Linked DNA regions of Mus musculus: region 1 is linked to region 2. The links are chromatin loops, found by intact Hi-C in ENCODE. Cell type or tissue: heart. All regions are shown on one strand. Each heading gives the region's core, and the rest is flanking DNA. Links, peaks and the distances in the headings are about the cores only. Region 1 holds the start of Scamp3 (secretory carrier membrane protein 3). Region 2 holds the start of Lamtor2 (late endosomal/lysosomal adaptor, MAPK and MTOR activator 2).

Region 1 (8,693 bases), core at 287-8,286, 620 kb after region 2:
TGAATTACAGCCCCTGTTACAGTAAGTTTTGAACTATTCAGAATAGTACAAGAAGAATAGTACAAGAATGTGTTTGGGAGAATTTGTCAGGTAGCGCTTTTTGGTCCTTCTCTAGATGACCTGAATTTTGTTGATGATTTTAATTGTTTTTGTTTGTTTGTTTGTTTGGTTGTTTGTTTGTTTTTTTTTAAGTGACAGGGTATCATGTAGCCCAGGCAAACATCTTCAAACTTACTATGTAGTCGAGGATAATCTTGAATTTATGATTCTCCTGCCTCCAACTCCCAAATGCTGAGATTACAGATTCATGCCATCATAATTGTTATATGGAATGCTGCAGATTGAACTTGGGCCTTCTGCATGCTAAGTAGGCACTCTGCCAACTTACCTACATTCCTAGTCCTTATCAGAGACATTAGCTAGCATGTTTTTGTACGACTGTAGAATCAACAACCATACAGACTTTCATTTTGGTGGGGTGCTGGGTTTTGGGAACTTATTAGACATCCAACTTCCCCTGTCTCTCCCCAGCCTCTGTGTCCAGATGTTTGACTGGTTTGACTACCATGGCCACATGTGTATCTCCTTTGAGCTTCTGGGCCTTAGCACCTTCGATTTCCTCAAAGACAACAACTACCTGCCCTACCCCATCCACCAAGTGCGCCACATGGCCTTCCAGCTCTGCCAGGCCGTCAAGTGTGAGTGGGGTGGGCTGAGGCGAACTCTGGGGCAGCCCTTTCCTCCATCAGGCCTCTTGTGTGTACTTGTGAGCTAGGCATGCCCCTACGCAGTCAGCTCACTCTCACACCTGCTGCTGTCATGGCAGCTCCTCCTCCGACTTACCACCTTGACTGACATCTTTAATATCACCAGTTGCTCTTACTGCAAACCCATAGCACTTAGTGTCTTTTCCTCATCCTTTTTTGGAAAAGTACTGTACAACAAGCACAGAGGTGTTCTTGCTAGAGTCTTAGGTTTGTCTAATGAGGTGCTCTTTATACAGCAGATGCAAGAACCCTGGGTCATTGAGCTGAGGTACTAGCTTCAGAATCTAGAGTAGTTGTTTCTCTGCATCATTAGGCAGTCACATAGATCAACCGTAAGACCAAAAAAAAACTCCCACTTAGGTACACTGCTGCTTTTCTATCAGATGAACTATATGTGCATTTTATATTACTAAGGGCAGTGCTTAGGCCAGCCATTTTATTTGATTGGAGTGCAGAAAGTAGCCCCAGTGTAGTCTGGGCCTGCCTCCTCACCAGCTTTGTCTTTAGTATTCAGTACGGGGTCAGTTGCTGGCAGTTAGTTCTAGCCACCTGGATCAAGCCTGATCTAGCCTTCTCCCCTGCAGTCCTCCATGATAACAAGTTGACACATACGGACCTCAAACCTGAAAATATTCTGTTTGTGAATTCAGACTACGAACTCACCTACAACCTAGAGAAGGTAAGATGGACAGGATCTGCCCTCTGTCCAGAGGGGCAGACCTCTGGACCACTTGGCTTTTGGTTCTTGTGTTTCCCTTTTACTATTTCCTCCTGTCTGGCTCCAGCTGGGTAGAAGCAGTGTACCACAATGATAAGTCAAAAGGGAACCATTTAAGAAGACTGAAATTGAAAGACAGTTTGGAAAGTGTCCACCCTCCCTTTCTGAGATGTGCATTTCTGTGTGGCAGGAAAACTGATTGCTTGACTGCTGGAGGTATCAGCACTAAAGGTCTTCTTCACCCTTTGCTACACAGGACATATTTTCAGATAGCACACCAGACACTTGCCTCTAGTGGTCTGGTACTTTGAGACTTCCACATTATTCCATACCATTTCTTAGTCTTATTCCTTTCCTGCTCTTAAAACGCTACTGTGAGAGCTAGGTGTGGTGGCATATGCCTGTATCCCAGCACTTGGGAGGCTCTGAGGTAGGATTGCTGCAGGTTCAAAGCCTGCCTGGGATACATAAGGAGATCCTGCTTTAAACAACAAAATACTAGGAGCCTAGTTTTTCTGGGTATAAGGGAACAGGCTACCCTTTCCAGACTCTGAAGTAGCTTAGTGTCTGAGCCCCAGTGTGATGGAGAGTCATCCCATCTGCTTTGTTCCTAGAAGCGAGATGAGCGCAGTGTAAAGAGCACAGCCGTGCGGGTGGTGGACTTCGGCAGTGCCACCTTTGACCACGAACACCATAGCACCATTGTCTCCACTCGCCATTACCGAGCCCCCGAGGTCATCCTGGGTAAGGGAGCTCAGGGCTGCCCAGGGTGTGGGATGTGGGGGGGCATATCCTAGGCATCTTAGTCCTCTTCCTCCTCACTACAGAGTTGGGCTGGTCACAGCCATGCGATGTATGGAGCATAGGCTGCATCATCTTTGAGTACTACGTTGGCTTCACCCTCTTCCAGGTAAATGGTGGATAATCCCAGGCTGCTGGGTTTCTTGGTCTGCAGAGGACATTCCTGCTCAGTCCTCTGTCTATATGGCATATTGTCTATATGGCAACTAGTCTCCAGCGCTCCTTGCTGTGTCCTATGCTCTGCTCTCTTTGTTTCTCAGACCCATGACAACAGAGAGCATCTAGCCATGATGGAAAGGATCCTGGGTCCTGTCCCTTCTCGGATGATCAGAAAGACAAGGTGACTCTCACGCGGGAGGCACTAGAGCGTCTCTCCTCGTGGAATTTGTCTGTTAGGCATCATTTTCTTGTTTTCATTGACATCTCCCTAGCCCCCACTTACTTGGGTAAACAAGGGAAAGGGTTTTATAGAAATGGAGCCTTCTGATGCACAAACCTCCCCTTCCCCTCCAGAAAACAGAAATATTTTTATCGGGGTCGCCTGGATTGGGATGAGAACACCTCAGCCGGGCGCTACGTTCGTGAGAACTGCAAACCTCTGCGGGTGAGCCTGGCCAGGGAGAAGTACTGTCCACCATCTAAAGGTTGCTTCTTTCTTCGGGTGGTTGGTCCCTGGAGTGCATTTTCTAAGTGGAGGTTAGGGCAGGAGGGGGAGGAACATTGAAAGAAGATAATTTGGTCAACGGTGGACAGAGGAGATCGAGGGTTCACAGATAACCTCATCTATAGACAACCAGAGGAAAGCAGACAGAAAAGAATAAACTACCTTTGAAAAGCTTACACTTTACACTTTAATGTGGAGCTAAGGAAGAGTCATGAGGTTGACAAGTATATACAAGTAAAACAGAATATTAAGGATTAATTGTGCTAGTGGGAAGGTAGGTTGAGCTGTAATATCAGAAATATTATGACCACATAATGTTGTGATAAGGTAGCTTTCAAATTCCATGCAAGCCGAACTTTGGTTCTTTTTCTAAAGAGCAAAAGTGGGGCTTTAGAGGAAGCAGGGAGTCGTAGGTGACACAGGCCTGCAATCCCAGCACTCGAGAGGCTCTTGTGAGGCCGAGGCAGGTGTTCCAAGTCAGCTGCAGTGCGTAGCTCCAGAACAGCCTCGACTGCACAGTGAGACCCTGTCTTGAAAAGGAAAGAAAGAGAATGAAGTTTGTAAGGCATTGCCTTACCTTCTTCCTGCCCTCCACCAGCGGTATCTGACCTCAGAGGCAGAGGACCACCACCAGCTCTTCGATCTGATTGAAAATATGCTAGAGTATGAGCCTGCTAAGCGGCTGACCTTAGGTGAAGCCCTTCAGCATCCTTTCTTCGCCTGCCTTCGGACTGAGCCACCCAACACCAAGTTGTGGGACTCCAGTCGGGATATCAGTCGGTGACAATTAGGCTTTGGGCCCCCTGCTCCTTGTGTAGCAGTGGGTGTCCAATCCAGGACACTGGTGCTTTTTTATACAAAAGAACAGAGGCAGAACTTGCCCTCTCTCCAGCCCCTGGCTCCTTTGTACCTGTGAATATGTGGAATAGTGTAAATATGACAGAACTTGTACCTATCGATTCAACCCCTGACATGTATATACTACTATTTACACTCTCCCAACCTCATCTGCCCCTCATGTGGAGGTGGATGGGGGGCAGAATGACGTAACCAGGTGGTGTCTACCCCATGTTTTATAAGGGATTTTGTACAGTCTTTGTGAAATAAAATGACATGCTTCATCTGACCCCCCCCAATCCCTGGAATTTGAGGTTCGAGGGTACTGGGGTGAAGGAGTGAAATAATTGGTAGCCATCTGAATTTGGGTATAAAGGCCTCTTTGTCCTGCCAACTTAGAGTCACTTATATGCACTTTGTATTCTGAGGTAGTAAAAATTAAAGTAGATGCAATCAGGTAGAACTTGTGTGATCTAGAGTAGTGAATGTCAGGAAATAGCTTTGGCCCTGTAAATAAATGGATAGTGACAGTAGCCTTGAAGTTATGCCCTTCAATAGATCCAGAAACCCGTGAAGAAAACTGAGCTTCCCGCCACTAACCTGTGCGCAAAGATACCTTCTGAGCTGCTTAACATGAAGCTACCTGGGATATGTAGTTCATGCCTGCTAGGAAGTCACGTGGAGGAAGTGTGACTCTGGGCTGCGGAGACTGGCTTAGGGATATCACGTGCGGTACTTCCCGCTTTTGGGTTTTTTTTTCCTCCCCCCCCCCCAACTGAGGCGCAGGCGCAGTCCACTGCTGCTGCGGGAATCTTCGCGACTCTTCCGGTTGTTTCAACCAATTGGAGCACAGGGAAGCGAGTGGACCAAGCACACCGGAGGGAGTTCTTTGGGCCGCCACCGCCGTACTGCCGGGGCAGGGGCGTGTAGGGCAGGGGCGGCCGGGTTCACTTGCAAACATGGCTCAGAGCAGAGACACCGGGAATCCATTCCCCGACTCCGGCGAGCTTGACAATCCCTTTCAGGTGATTTGCGCCGGCCTTCTTTGGCCAGTCTGCATACTGTTCTGTGGGGTCGGAATGCTATTCCCATTTGTGACTTTTGACCCAGGGTAGAAGTGTCGCTATGTGAAGGTGGCGGTAGCTCGAGACCAGTGAACATGGGGAGCTAAAGGGTTGCGGGCTCTGCCCCTTTAATGAGCGGGTTCTAGCTATGTAGAGTGATAGACTTGAAGGCAAATGTTGGGAACAACGGCGTGGCACCAAAGGCTCAGTACTTGGAACCACGAGCAGTTTCGGGAAGTTCCTAGGAATTCCTTTGACACCGATTGCCCGCTGAGCCCCGTCTCTGCTCTCAGGACCCAGCTGTGATCCAGCACCGACCCAGCCAGCAGTATGCCACGCTGGACGTCTACAACCCCTTTGAGAACCGAGAGGTGAGCAATTAGAGGGAGCACAGAAGAGCAGGGAAAGCCGAGTGTACCATGAGCTCTGTCTGAGCATCCTGGGGACTTTGTTAATGCAACCAAATGATGAAGTGGTGTGCTTTTAGCTTCCCGAGAGACGTTAGCCAAGCCAAACCTAATCTCGGACAAAAGGGTCATCTAGTTTTGAGTTAAAGAAGTCGGTCCAGGGAAGACTTGTTTGAAGAGCATCAAGGTTGGGGCTAGTCATAGTTGAGAAACCCGTGCGATCAGAGGGCATATGAGGAGGGCAGTAAAAGAAAGTAAGGGTGTGGGGGAGCTGTGGGGATGTAGCTCAGTTGGTCGAGTGTTGCCTACCAAGTGCACTACCCTAGCCCTCAGCACTACATGAACCCAGTATGGTGGCCCGAGTATATAATCCTAGCATTTGAGAGGTAGAGGCAGGTGTATAAGAAGTCACCCTTAGCTAGTAACAAGTTGGAGACCATGATGGCATGTGAGACCCTGCCTCAAAAAACAAAGAGTCAGATGGATTAATGGGTAAAGGCTCAGTTTGCAGCCTAGACTAAAACCTGACTTCAGCCAGTCCCCCAAGAAGGTGATGAAGGCGAGAACAAACTCCTATAAGTTGTCATGTGACCTCCATGTGCATACCATGAGAGAGTGTACACACACACATGAACTCACACACAATAGGTAAATGTAATTTTAAAAATTAGAAAAGTTAGATGTGGATAATTGCTGATGGCATTGGATGTAAGAGGCTGCACAGGACTGCTGCAGCTCTGATGGAGTTGCCCAACTTACATAAGTAGCTTAGGAACGTGGCACAGAGCTGTCAATCCCAGTGCTTAGCCTGAGGCAGGAGGATTGTAAGATTGAGATCAACCCACGTGCCTGTCTTCTCAAAAACAAAACCAAAAAACCCAACGAGGTTCCCAACTTGTAGGGATATGCTGCTGACTTGGGTAATGCTTGCACACAGACTAGATGACTGAGTTACAGGGACTAGGTGATGTCTAAGGCTTGTCTCCAGCAGCCCCCACCAGCCTACGAGCCTCCTGCTCCAGCCCCAGCACCTCTACCGCCACCCTCAGCTCCCTCTGTACAGTCCTCAAGAAAGCTCAGCCCCACAGAGCCCAGGAACTACGGCTCCTACAGCACCCAGGTAAAGAGTGTGTGTGGGTGGTGGGAGAAGAGTCAGGGCTGGGCCTCAAGGTCACGCCTGCCTCTCTCATGCCGCCTCTCATATGCTGGGTAGGCCTCAGCTGCAGCGGCCACTGCTGAGCTGCTGAAGAAGCAGGAGGAACTCAACCGCAAGGCAGAGGAGTTGGACCGCCGGGAGCGAGAACTGCAGCATGTCGCCCTGGGTGGTGCAGGCAGTAAGTGAGGCCTGGTTAGGGTGACAGATTAGAAGGAGCATGGGGTCCTCAGTCACACTGTTAAATTCGAGTTTAGTTATAGTTGACACTTCTTAGCCATGGGCTCACAACAGAATGGGTTGTTTTTAAAAGGCTCCTTTATAATATTTTTATTTTATGCGTATGAGTGTTTTGCCTGCACGTATATCAGCACAGCATATGTATGTCGTGTCCATGGAGACCAGAAGAGGGCCACAGATGCCCTGGGGCTGCAGTTACAGGCTGCTGTAAGCCCACATGTGGGTCCTGGGAACCAGCTCTGGGCCTCTGCAAGAGCAGCAAATGTTTCTGATCACTGAGCCTTCTCTGTAGCCCTTTGGGCGGTAGACACCCTTGGGGTGTCTCAGCCCCAACCCACTGATACGCACTCCAACCATTGAGACTTTAGAGTGAACACTTCAGGTTCCTATTTTCTAGAATGTTCTTCTCAATTTACAAAGTGAGGAATTGTGAGGGCTGAATAAAATCAACCTGGGCAAGGTTCTTGGGAGCCTCAGATGTTTCGAGTAGTAACTCTTTGCTTACTGTTGCTTCTTTGTTGTTCTTTGTTTTGTCTTCAAAGAGTCTTGTGTAGACCAGGCTGGGCTGGGCCTCTCTGACCTCCTGCCTCAGCCTCCACAGTGTGGGACTGCAGGCATGCATCCCATGCCTGCTGCTGTCCACTATTTGCCTCTTTTTACCTGGGATTGAGAAGACAGGAGTGGAGGAAGAGGTGAGTGTGGCTCTGATTGACTTGCATTGATATTTGATGTTTTCCTGGTTTTGTGCCTTACAGCTCGACAGAACAACTGGCCTCCCCTACCGTCTTTTTGCCCTGTAAAGCCTTGCTTTTTCCAAGACATCTCTATGGAGATACCCCAAGAATTTCAGAAGACGGTGTCCACCATGTACTACCTCTGGATGTGTAAGTGTAGGAAAACTTTTTGGGAGACAGACATTACAGATTAATCTATTAAATGCCCCACAACACAACTCTGAGAGCAAGACACTTATTAGCATCTATTCAAGAATCTGTAGACTATTCTTTCTTATTTTATGTATGTTCTTAGCCTGCCCCTTCCCTCTGTCACCATGCATAAATGCATTCTGAATTCTTTCAAGGTTTTTGCAAGGAGCCCATGCCTCATCTGTGGGGTTGATCTTCTTTCTCTGCTGCCACATTTGATGAGGGCCATTGGGCAGGTATATGTGACAGGCTTCGCTGTAGTCCAGAGGGTCCCTTCACTATGCCCTGTTCCTCTCTGCCCCTCAGGCAGCACTCTGGCTCTTCTCCTGAACTTCTTCGCCTGCCTGGCCAGGTTCTGTGTGGACACCGGCAGTGGCTCAGGCTTTGGGCTGTCTATGCTCTGGCTGCTCCTTTTCACTCCCTGCTCCTTTGTCTGCTGGTACCGCCCGATGTATAAGGCTTTCCGGTAAGTGAAAGGGGTGATGGAAGGGCTGCAATGAGATACAATGAGAGGTGATGGGAGGAAGGGCTGCAGTGAGAGGTGATGGGAGGAAGGGCTGCAGTGAGATGCAGTGAGGTGATGAGAGAAGGGCTACAGTGAGATGCAGTGAGAGGTGATGGGAGGAAGGGCTGCAGTGAGATGCAGTGAGGTGATGAGAGAAGGGCTACAGTGAGATGCAGTGAGAGGTGATGGGAGCTGCTCTGAACCTCATTTTCTAATTCTCCCACACTTGCTTTTTTTCTCTTTGCAGGAGTGATAGTTCATTCAATTTCTTCGTTTTTTTCTTCATTTTCTTCGTCCAGGATGTGTTCTTTGTCCTCCAGGCCATTGGCATCCCAGGGTGGGGCTTCAGGTGTGTGAGCTACCATTCGTCCTCAGCCCTTCCTCACACATTGGGCAACTCAGTTTAATGGGGTTGTCCAACTAAGGGTCATGTGGGTCTTTTCCTTGGGAAAGACTAATGTAACTGAAGTCAGGGCACTCTATGGCTAGAGCCAAGACAGCAGTAGACAGGCAGAGGCTGAAAATTAATTTTCCTGGAGAGGCCATGTCACAATGGACGAAAGATCAAGGGAGTGCCCAGAAGTGAGAAGGATCTCTTTCTCTCTCTCTCT
Region 2 (8,693 bases), core at 127-8,126:
ATTTTTTTTTTTTTAAATTAAAACAAATGCTGCAGAGAGGATCATGAAAAGGTAGGGAAAGGAGCAGGAGCACTCCTTAAATTAGAAAGGGTGACCTCTATTTTCTGTGTCCAGCAAGAACAGGCATTTGCTCCTTTAGATCAGTCCCAGGTGCTGCAAAACGGGCGGGTGAGATTCTGCTCTGAGGGTTGAGTGAGCTCAGCAGCTAAGGGCACCGCTGCTCTTGCAGAAGACCCTGGTTAGGTTCTCAGCATAGCTCTCTCACAGCCACCTGCTAACTCTGGTTTCAGGGATATCTGATGCCCTTTACAGGCACAAGTGCAGACACACAAACAGTCAAAACACTCATGTACATAAAATAACCTAAACAATTTTTTCACACGGGTGTAGTGGCACATACCTTTAATCCCAGCACTTGGGAGGCAGAGGCAGACGGATTTCTGAGTTGGAGGCCAGCCTGGTCTACAAAGTGAATTCCAGGACAGCCAGGGTTATACAGAGAAATCCTGTCTCACAAAAACCAAAAAACAAATTGTTTAAAGAAAAGCAATTCTGGGAGGATGGGAAGGGAGCTTTTTGCAATGTAAATAGAATAAACATATAAATTAATGGAAAAAAAAAGCAATTAGGAGTATGATGAGACACAGCACTGGAGAAGCCAAGGGCACTGGGCAGCCCTGCCAAGAACCACTGAGAGATTTGGTGATGGGGAATGAGAGAGCCCACCTTTGCAGGAGAGGGGAATCCTCCCGAGGAAACCACTCCACACTTTCCTCCCAAGAAAGCAGGTGAGACACAGGTAAGAGTTGAAAATTTATTCAGAAAAAAGCAACCCCCCCTTCCTGTACCTCGCCCGATATGGCGTTTCTAGGGCCCCGCCCCTCCCTCCAGATCATCATCCCTTTTCTACTCCAGCCTCCATCACGCTGTTATGATGCTGCTACTTGGGTGAGGGGTTCCTCCAGGTACTGCACCAGGGCCTGGGCCTGCAAGGAGGCAGGAGCACAGTCAGTCCATGCATCGCTTATGCTTAGACGGATCCCTGAACCACGCTGGCTCCCCACGCCACACTTAGCAGCCAACTCCCCCCCCAGCCCACCCCCACTGCTCTTTAGCCCATCCTAGACATGGAGTGAGGAGCTATGAGAACTCCAGAGAGGGGAGGGACATGTAAGGAACACAGTGAACAGGAACTAAGGCTGGATCAGTGCTGGGATGATGATATTGCGCCCTATGTAAAGATCATCTTTGTATTATTATTCAAATGCCGATTTCTGTGCCAGCAGAGTTTAATGCAGACTGGACTTTGGTTCATTTGGTTTCATTTGGCTACATATTTTGTAAACACTCTCGCTCACCTTTTGATCAGCTTATTAAAAAGCAAAGGCAGGAAGTAGGAGGTGGGACTTCCAGGAAGAGATAGGAATTCTGGGAGAGGAGTTGCCAGCTGGACAAAGATGAGGAAGCAGGTACCAGGACATGACTAAGATGGACAGGTAATGGGTCATGGACATAGGCCAAGCCAATATGGTTGGGTTAGAATAGTTGAGAATCTGCCCAGCTATAGTGCCCAAAGCTCATAATAAACCTAATTAAAGTCTCCATGTCCTTTATTCAGAGCAAGGGCATGCATAGATGTTACAGCCCAGAAAGTTTATAACAGAGGAATATACTCACCTTAGCCTTGAGCATTCCGAAGCCTACGGTCTCCTTGGCATACATACATAGCAGAAGGTTGGCCACCCTCGTAATGGCTACACGGCCCTCCTGGTGGGAAGGACATGATACTTTGGGGCATTCTGCTTGACATCCTTAGTTCCTGCCTTCCCCAGGGTTCCTCTGGTCCTAGTGACATTGTCTCCCAAGCTTAGCAGAGCAGGAAGTTCAGCTAGGAGCTCTGCCCAGCATTTAAGACATGGGGGTCTGAAACTGGATTCCAGCCTCAGCTGAGCCATGTGCTAACCAAGCTATCCTGGGAAACCAAGTCTTCCAGAACTTGGGGTTCTCTTCTCTAATGCCGAGAACTGTCTCAGCAGGTCAGGACCAGGAACCCAACTCGTATGCTGCTCTGGCAGTAGGCTTGAGTTCGAATCCCAACACCAACACTGTGCTCACAATCATCTATAACAGCAGTTCAGGGGCTCCAATGCCTTCTTTCAGCCTCCTTGGGGGCATCATGCATGCACATGGGGCACATATATACCACCTGGGCAAAGCAACTCATACATACAGAATAAAACAAACCTTAAAAAGGTAAAAACAACTCCCCCCCACACACACACAACCCAACTTATGTCTCTTCTTTTCCTATGGTGTAACTTTTCAAAATGGGGATCAATTAGGGTGGGTCAACATTTGAAAATAACAATAAAAATGTCATGGCACATCTATGTGAGAGAAGTGATGTTTCACAGAACTTGCTCCAGTGTGTATACTAGCCTCTGACTCAAAAATAAAAACTGTGTTTCTTGGAATGGGTTCTAGAATCCCAAACACTCTAGGCAACTGCTCTACCACTGAGCTCCACATCTGTCCCTTAAAAAGCATTTCTTAGAGCTTAGCTAGGCTGCAGTGACACCAGCCCTGGACTCAGTACCCAGTGTGAATGAGAGTGGGTGTAAAGAATGGGCTGCCAGCATGACAGTGAAGAGCTTCCCAAGGGGCCTTCCCCACTGCAAACACCTTTTTCAGTTCTGCACACTGCCACTCTTCAGAGGACTTTAGCCCTTTCTCCCGACAACCTTTTCCCATTCTGTGATGCTCCATCTTTACTGATCTTTGTCCAAGCCTCACTCCGCCCTCGGCCCTTTGCAATTGCTGTTGTCAGAAATACTTGCAAAGTCTGCTCGGTGGTGGTGTACACCTTTAGTCCCAGGACTTGGGAGGCAGAAGCTAGCAGATTTCAGAGTTCAGCCTGATTCTATAGAGTGAGTTCCAGGACAGCCAGGACTACACAGAGAAGCCCTGTCTCGAAAAACAAAAAAAGAAAAAGAAAGAAAGAAAACAAATACTCGAAGAGAGCCTGCCTCAGTCTCTCGTGTACTGAACTAGAGGCATAAGCCACCATAGCAAGCACTGTTAGAAATATTTCCCCAAATGATTGCTGTATGGCTTAATTCTCTTCCCCTTTCCTATCGTCCTTCGGATCTTTTAACAAATGTCTCCTTTTCACTGAGATGGACCCTCACATAGGCCAGCACCGTACTCTCACTTCCTTTTTTAATATCTATGTTTTATTTGGCAAGGTGCGATGGTGCACACCTGCAATCTCAGGGTTGAGGTGGCAGAAGCAGGATAATCATTGCAAGTTCGAAGTCAGCCTACTTTACTCCATACCATGCAGTCCATCAGGATAAATTTGAGACTGTCTTCATTAAACGCTTGGTTCCCGTTCCTATCATACGCGGCCCAGATGTTACTGGCGATGGCCGCAGTGACCCGGGCATCTGTGTCCCCATAACCGGAGTAGGCCAGCAGCGATCCCTCATTATTCAGCAGCCTGGCAAGAATGGGAAGGATATCAACAAACTCAGGAAGAGTGAAAGGTCTGAGTTCCTATCCCAATTCCAGCTACTGGCGCTTTTAGGAAGCAAGAATCCAGGAACACGCTAATCAACTGTCCATTTCCCTTTCCGAGGAAGCCCTCAAGCAGGGTTTCCGAAGCTGCAGCTTGCAACATTAGCCACCTCCCGGCGTAGGGCTCTTCCCTACCCCTACTGCAGACAGCCGCGCGCCGCCCCATTCCAGCGCTCGCTGCTTGGGTTCTTGTTCACTCACAGGGTGCTCTGGACTCCTCCAGTGTTGGCTTGGCTTAGCACCTGCGTCAAAGCCTTGGGACGCAGCATGCCTGCGTCTCTTAACCCTGACCTGCACCAACACACCCCTACAGTCGCAGCCTCTTGCTCTCCCTCAGTCGCTTCCGGTGGCCCAGGAGCCCAGCTACGAGGCGCCTGGGAGTTGTAGTCACCGGGCCCATCTACTGAGGCTCTGGCCCAATTCCCGCCCCGCGCGAGGGCCTCTGGGAATCGTAGTTTCATGTGATCGCTCAAGGAATTCTGGGAACCATAGTTCAGCGTTCCAGTGGGACCATGTGGTTGTGGAGTTGGGGGGGGGGAGAGCGGGAGCGCAAGGACAGTGGCAACGGTGGAAATACTTTTAACATCTTCCACGCGAAGGACGCCTTCGTGCCTACTGGTCAATCGCAATCTAATAATAAATCTATCTGTTAGGCACATCCTTGACCATTTTTTAAAGCAATATTGTACGCTAGTCACAATTCTGTGGGGTCTTGCTCTTTTACTCCCAAGGCTCAGAGAAGCCACGTAGGCAAACTCCAGGTCTCTGAAACCGTCCTTAATGGCTCCCTCGGGGCGGTTCCCCGGAGGCCACGACTGCTCGAATCCGCAGAGGTCTTAAGGACGTCCTGAACCAGGAACGAACCCAGGCCTCTCAAGAAAACCAAGTGACCCCAGGGAACGGAGATAAGACGGCGACAACGAAAGTCCTTTGTCCGAACAGGAGGGAGCCGCAGGCGGCCCTGAATCTCCCGCCCTCCGCGCTGTCCGGCCCGGGCCAGCTGCGCACCCTGCTCGGGCCTGGGCCGCCCCAGCTGCAGTGCTCCCCCAGGCCGCCCGGGGCGCTGTGGCTGCGGCTGTCCGGAGTGGGCGGCGGAGCCTTGGGGAGGGGCGGGAGGGGGAGTTGGAGGCCCCGGAGTCGGGCCGGGCCGGGCGGGCCGGGAGGAGGAGGAGGAGGAGCCGGACGGGCTGGCGGGCGGCCGGGCGGCGGCATGGCGGAGCCGAGTGGGGCTGAGACGAGGCCCCAGATTCGGGTCACCGTCAAGACCCCCAAGGACAAGGAGGAGATCGTGATCTGCGATCAAGCCTCGGTCAAGGAGGTAGTATCTGGCTGGGAGGAGACAGGAGGGCGGGAGCAGCGCACCGAGGGGGTCAGAGCAGAGAGGGAGACCTCGGGGTCGGCCTGGCGCCGGGGACGGGCCCCCGGCCGGGGCGGAATCCAGGGGCATACAGGCGGGAGAAGCGGGTAGGGGGCGCCCTGCCAGGGCTAGTCCGGGGAGCGTGGCGCGGGTAGGGGCCGGTTTGGCCGCGCTACCCGGGCTGGGGGCGTGGTGGGGGAGCTTGAGGAAGGGACACCTTGCTTGCGGGCTCCATTTGGAGCCTAGGCTTGAGGAGAGTGTGCTCCAGGGTCACTGGTAGAGGTTCCAGGCGCTAAGGCACCGTGCGGCCCGAGCGAGCTGCGGCTATGCTCTCCCGGGAGTGTCGCGTGGTGGTGGTGCCCTCTCTCTCTCTCTCTCCCTCTCTCTCTCTCTCCACAGAGCCTCCTTGTCGCAAATCGAAACGGTTGTGTAGTTCAGTTTTCTGCTCTACAGGATTTGCTGAGCGCAGTAGGTGCTCAACAAAATAATATAGAATGAGTGAGGGAGTATTGCCTGTGTTCCCCACTGCTTGAAGCTGCTCCAGAATTGCACATAGGCGGGGCTTAGAATAGGCCATCTGGTTGGAAGAGAGGGATCTTTTGCTTAGCAAGTGCACTGTTTATAGTTAGAATATGTGTTGTGTTGTGTTGTGTTTTGGAGGAGCTGATAGAATCTAGAAAATTTAACTCGCCCCAGTGTAGCCGTTGGTACCACTGCTGCTCTCTCATTAGAGAATTTTAAGTCCCCTGGGAAAAGCTGAATTATAAAACAGCTCTTATTGAGAATGTGTCTGATGAAGACATTGATGTCCAGACCTGAGTTCCTATATCCCCGGATACATTACCTCTTCTCTGATCCTTATCTTTAAATTCCCAGCCCTGGGGAGGTAGAAGCAGGTGGATCTATCTGAGTTCGAGGTCTACATAGAAAGTTCCAGGACAGCAAGAGCTACATGCAGAGACCCTGTCTCTTAATTAATTAATTAATTAATTAAATTTAATTAATTTAATTAAGTAGAGATGGTAACTAACACACTAGATTCCTCAATAGATCTCAATAATACTCTAGATTATCTGTTATAGTGATGAGGAAGCTGGGACTGAAAAGCAGAGAGAAGGCTGAAGAGAGACAGCCTGAGCCCAAGGCTAGTTGAAGGATTTAGGATGGGGAGGGCTGCCCATGCCTCTGTGAGGTATCACTTTCAGAGAATTGGGTGGTGGGACAGAAGCTGCTGTTGTGGATAGCAGCAGGGGCTTTCCAGGGTTGGGATACTGTGTCATGGAACTAATTGAATGGATTCTTGTAGCTAGAGGGGCAGAACTGAGGGTCAAGTCTTGCAGCGGGGCGCAGTTGGCCTCTGCAGTGATCTCTGCCTCTTGACCACAGTTCAAGGAGGAGATCTCCCGGAGGTTTAAGGCTCAGCAGGATCAGCTGGTCCTGATCTTCGCAGGCAAGATCCTCAAGGATGGGGACACCCTGAGCCAGCACGGCATCAAGGATGGGCTCACAGTCCACCTAGTCATCAAAACCCCTCAGAAGTAAGTACAGACAGGAGCTGCCCTTGCTCCTGATTGTGACCTCACCTCCCATTCTTTCTCACCTGTTCAGCAGCCAGGCCTGGCACAGATGGATAAGGTCTTACCTCTGGGGGAGCCTGTCAGTACTCCCAGGTTGCCTTAGAGACTGTTGATAACTGATACCATCCCTCTCCCCAGCATCCTGCTAGCCTGGGGTAAGGGTGGAACAAGGCTGCTTAGGAGGTGGCTTGAGCTGTCAGTCCAAGGCCACCTTGTCACTTGTGCACACTCCAGCCAGGTTTCCCTACTCTTTGTCCTCAGGGCTCAAGATCCAGTGACTGCTGCTGCTTCTCCTCCATCCACTCCTGACTCTGCCTCTGCACCCTCCACCACGCCTGCCTCACCTGCCGCCGCCCCTGTCCAGCCCTGCAGCTCTGGCAATACAACTTCAGATGCTGGCAGTGGAGGGGGGCCCTCTCCAGTGGCTGCAGAGGGGCCCTCAAGTGCTACTGCATCGATCCTCTGTAAGCCTTTAGCGGGGGAGAGCATAATTTTGTATTGGCCAGGGGAGTGGGGTGCACAAAGATAAAGAAGAAGAATGGTCCCTGATCCCTAGTCCTAGTCCCATGACCGTAGTCACTCTTCCAGATGTTGGAACTTAAGCCAAGCTGGGGTGGGGAATGAATGATCGGTTTATGATGGTTTTTTTTTTTTTTTTTAAAGATTTATTTATTTATTATATGTAAGTACACTGTAGCTGTCTTCAGACACTCCAGAAGAGGGAGTCAGATCTCCTTACAGATGGTTGTGAGCCACCATGTGGTTGCTGGGATTTGAACTCTGGACCTTTGGAAGAGCAGTCGGGTGCTCGTACCCACTGAGCCATCTCACCAGCCCTTATGATGGTTTCCATGATTTCAGAGATGGACTCAAGTTCAGGAACAAAAGGAAAGATGGCGTTGGGGGAGGGGAGTCCTGGGTAAAGAGGGGAATGGAGAAAGGTGGGTCTACTTCTGTTCAATGCTATGCTTAGCTTGCCCCCTGCCTTTATAGAGGTCTCTTTCCTGGAGTTGTGGGAGTGACTGAAGAGGGAGGGACATGTCAGAAGCAATTAGGGTCTATCTTGGAAAGTCTGCTGGATCTTGGAAGGGTCTGAGAGGGAGACTCTGACCCTGCTCCTTCCCACAGCTGGCTTCGGAGGCATCCTGGGACTGGGCAGCCTGGGCCTGGGCTCCGCCAACTTTATGGAGCTGCAGCAACAGATGCAGAGACAGCTCATGTCCAATCCTGAGATGCTGTCGCAGATCATGGAGAACCCCTTGGTCCAGGATATGATGTCAAACCCTGATCTGATGCGCCACATGATCATGGCTAATCCCCAGATGCAGCAGCTGATGGAGAGGAACCCCGAGATCAGCCACATGCTCAACAACCCAGAGCTCATGAGGCAGGTGGGTCTGGGAGAAGACTGGGGAGGGCGGACGCTGGTGTTGGCTGTTCTGAACTTCCGGTTTGCTCCTTCTTCTTGTTCATTGAGTTGAGCTGGTGTGCTTTGAACACTTGATATGGTTATGAACAGACATGGGTCAGGAACTCCTTGACCCTAAGCCAAGTGGGACAGATGTGCAGGCAGTGCTGGACATAATGATGCCTTAGGAACATAGTAAGGGCTCCAACCCTGCTCTGGGGCTTATAGAAGGTCTCCTACAAGTGTCACTAAGCTAAGACCCAAAGGAAGACTGTATATGAACCAAGGAAAGAAAAAAATAATGTTCGAGGCCAAGAACCCTCAGTAGGAAGGTCCAGACAGTGTTTGGGAACACAGCAGCTGAACATGCCTGGTGGAGGACACCAGTGGAAATCATAGTCTTGTCTTGTCTTGTCTTTTCTTGTCTTTTCTTTTCTTTTCTTTTCTTTTTCTTTATTTTTTAGACAGTGTGTAGTTGGAGTTTTCTACTTTGTGGGTTCTTCTTTTCCTTATTGCCACCCTCCACCCCTGGCTCCATTCCCCCTACACCCCAGTTTTATCCCCTAACACTAGATAGGAGAGAAAAAAGAATAGAGGGGAGAAAGAGATAGAGATCCCTAAATTTATTTAACTTTTCTTTCTTCTTGTTTCTTCTTTGCTTGTAGCTGGTTTTTGCTACCTTATGGTTTCTTCCTCACACACCCCCCACCCCCATTTCACCCCCTATCACTAGAGAAAGGATAGAGAAGAAAGATCTATGAATCTAATTTTTTTT

Evidence for each region. Peaks named below come from ENCODE experiments on the same cell type or tissue, not always from the same donor. Only the 100,000 strongest peaks of a DNase experiment are listed, where the experiment ranks them.
Region 1: it touches region 2 in a loop (2.5-fold over the local background); 2 of 42 quality-filtered maps call a loop at or near these places.

The regions. Positions count from the first base shown.
Region 1 is chr3:89,172,846-89,181,538 of GRCm38, forward strand. It overlaps Gm45927 (predicted gene, 45927), which reads left to right. Exons shown (of 19, transcript NM_001310017.1): 6 at 532-698; 7 at 1,352-1,446; 8 at 2,100-2,229; 9 at 2,313-2,395; 10 at 2,547-2,626; 11 at 2,800-2,890; 12 at 5,145-5,222; 13 at 6,250-6,378; 14 at 6,472-6,592; 15 at 7,407-7,535; 16 at 7,884-8,043; 17 at 8,330-8,431. The coding sequence starts at 545. It overlaps Clk2 (CDC-like kinase 2), which reads left to right. Exons shown (of 13, transcript NM_007712.4): 7 at 532-698; 8 at 1,352-1,446; 9 at 2,100-2,229; 10 at 2,313-2,395; 11 at 2,547-2,626; 12 at 2,800-2,890; 13 at 3,549-4,242. The coding sequence ends at 3,734. It overlaps Scamp3 (secretory carrier membrane protein 3), which reads left to right and starts at 4,546. Exons shown (of 9, transcript NM_011886.3): 1 at 4,546-4,812; 2 at 5,145-5,222; 3 at 6,250-6,378; 4 at 6,472-6,592; 5 at 7,407-7,535; 6 at 7,884-8,043; 7 at 8,330-8,431. The coding sequence starts at 4,747. It overlaps Gm16069 (a long non-coding RNA gene), which reads right to left. Exons shown (of 3, transcript XR_003954659.1): 3 at 8,005-8,068. In heart, for the core only: no CTCF peak of the experiment used is centred there; a DNase peak (open chromatin) is centred at 4,616; H3K4me3 peaks cover 3,131 bases; H3K27ac peaks cover 1,779 bases.
Region 2 is chr3:88,549,019-88,557,711 of GRCm38, forward strand. It overlaps Lamtor2 (late endosomal/lysosomal adaptor, MAPK and MTOR activator 2), which reads right to left and starts at 3,933. Exons shown (of 4, transcript NM_031248.4): 1 at 3,778-3,933; 2 at 3,337-3,499; 3 at 1,678-1,767; 4 at 801-986. The coding sequence starts at 3,845. The coding sequence ends at 930. It overlaps Ubqln4 (ubiquilin 4), which reads left to right and starts at 4,698. Exons shown (of 11, transcript NM_033526.2): 1 at 4,698-4,894; 2 at 6,320-6,471; 3 at 6,772-6,974; 4 at 7,639-7,901. The coding sequence starts at 4,787. In heart, for the core only: CTCF peaks have their summits at 4,618 and 4,835; DNase peaks (open chromatin) are centred at 4,023, 4,713, 6,413 and 6,943; H3K4me3 peaks cover 3,796 bases; H3K27ac peaks cover 2,712 bases.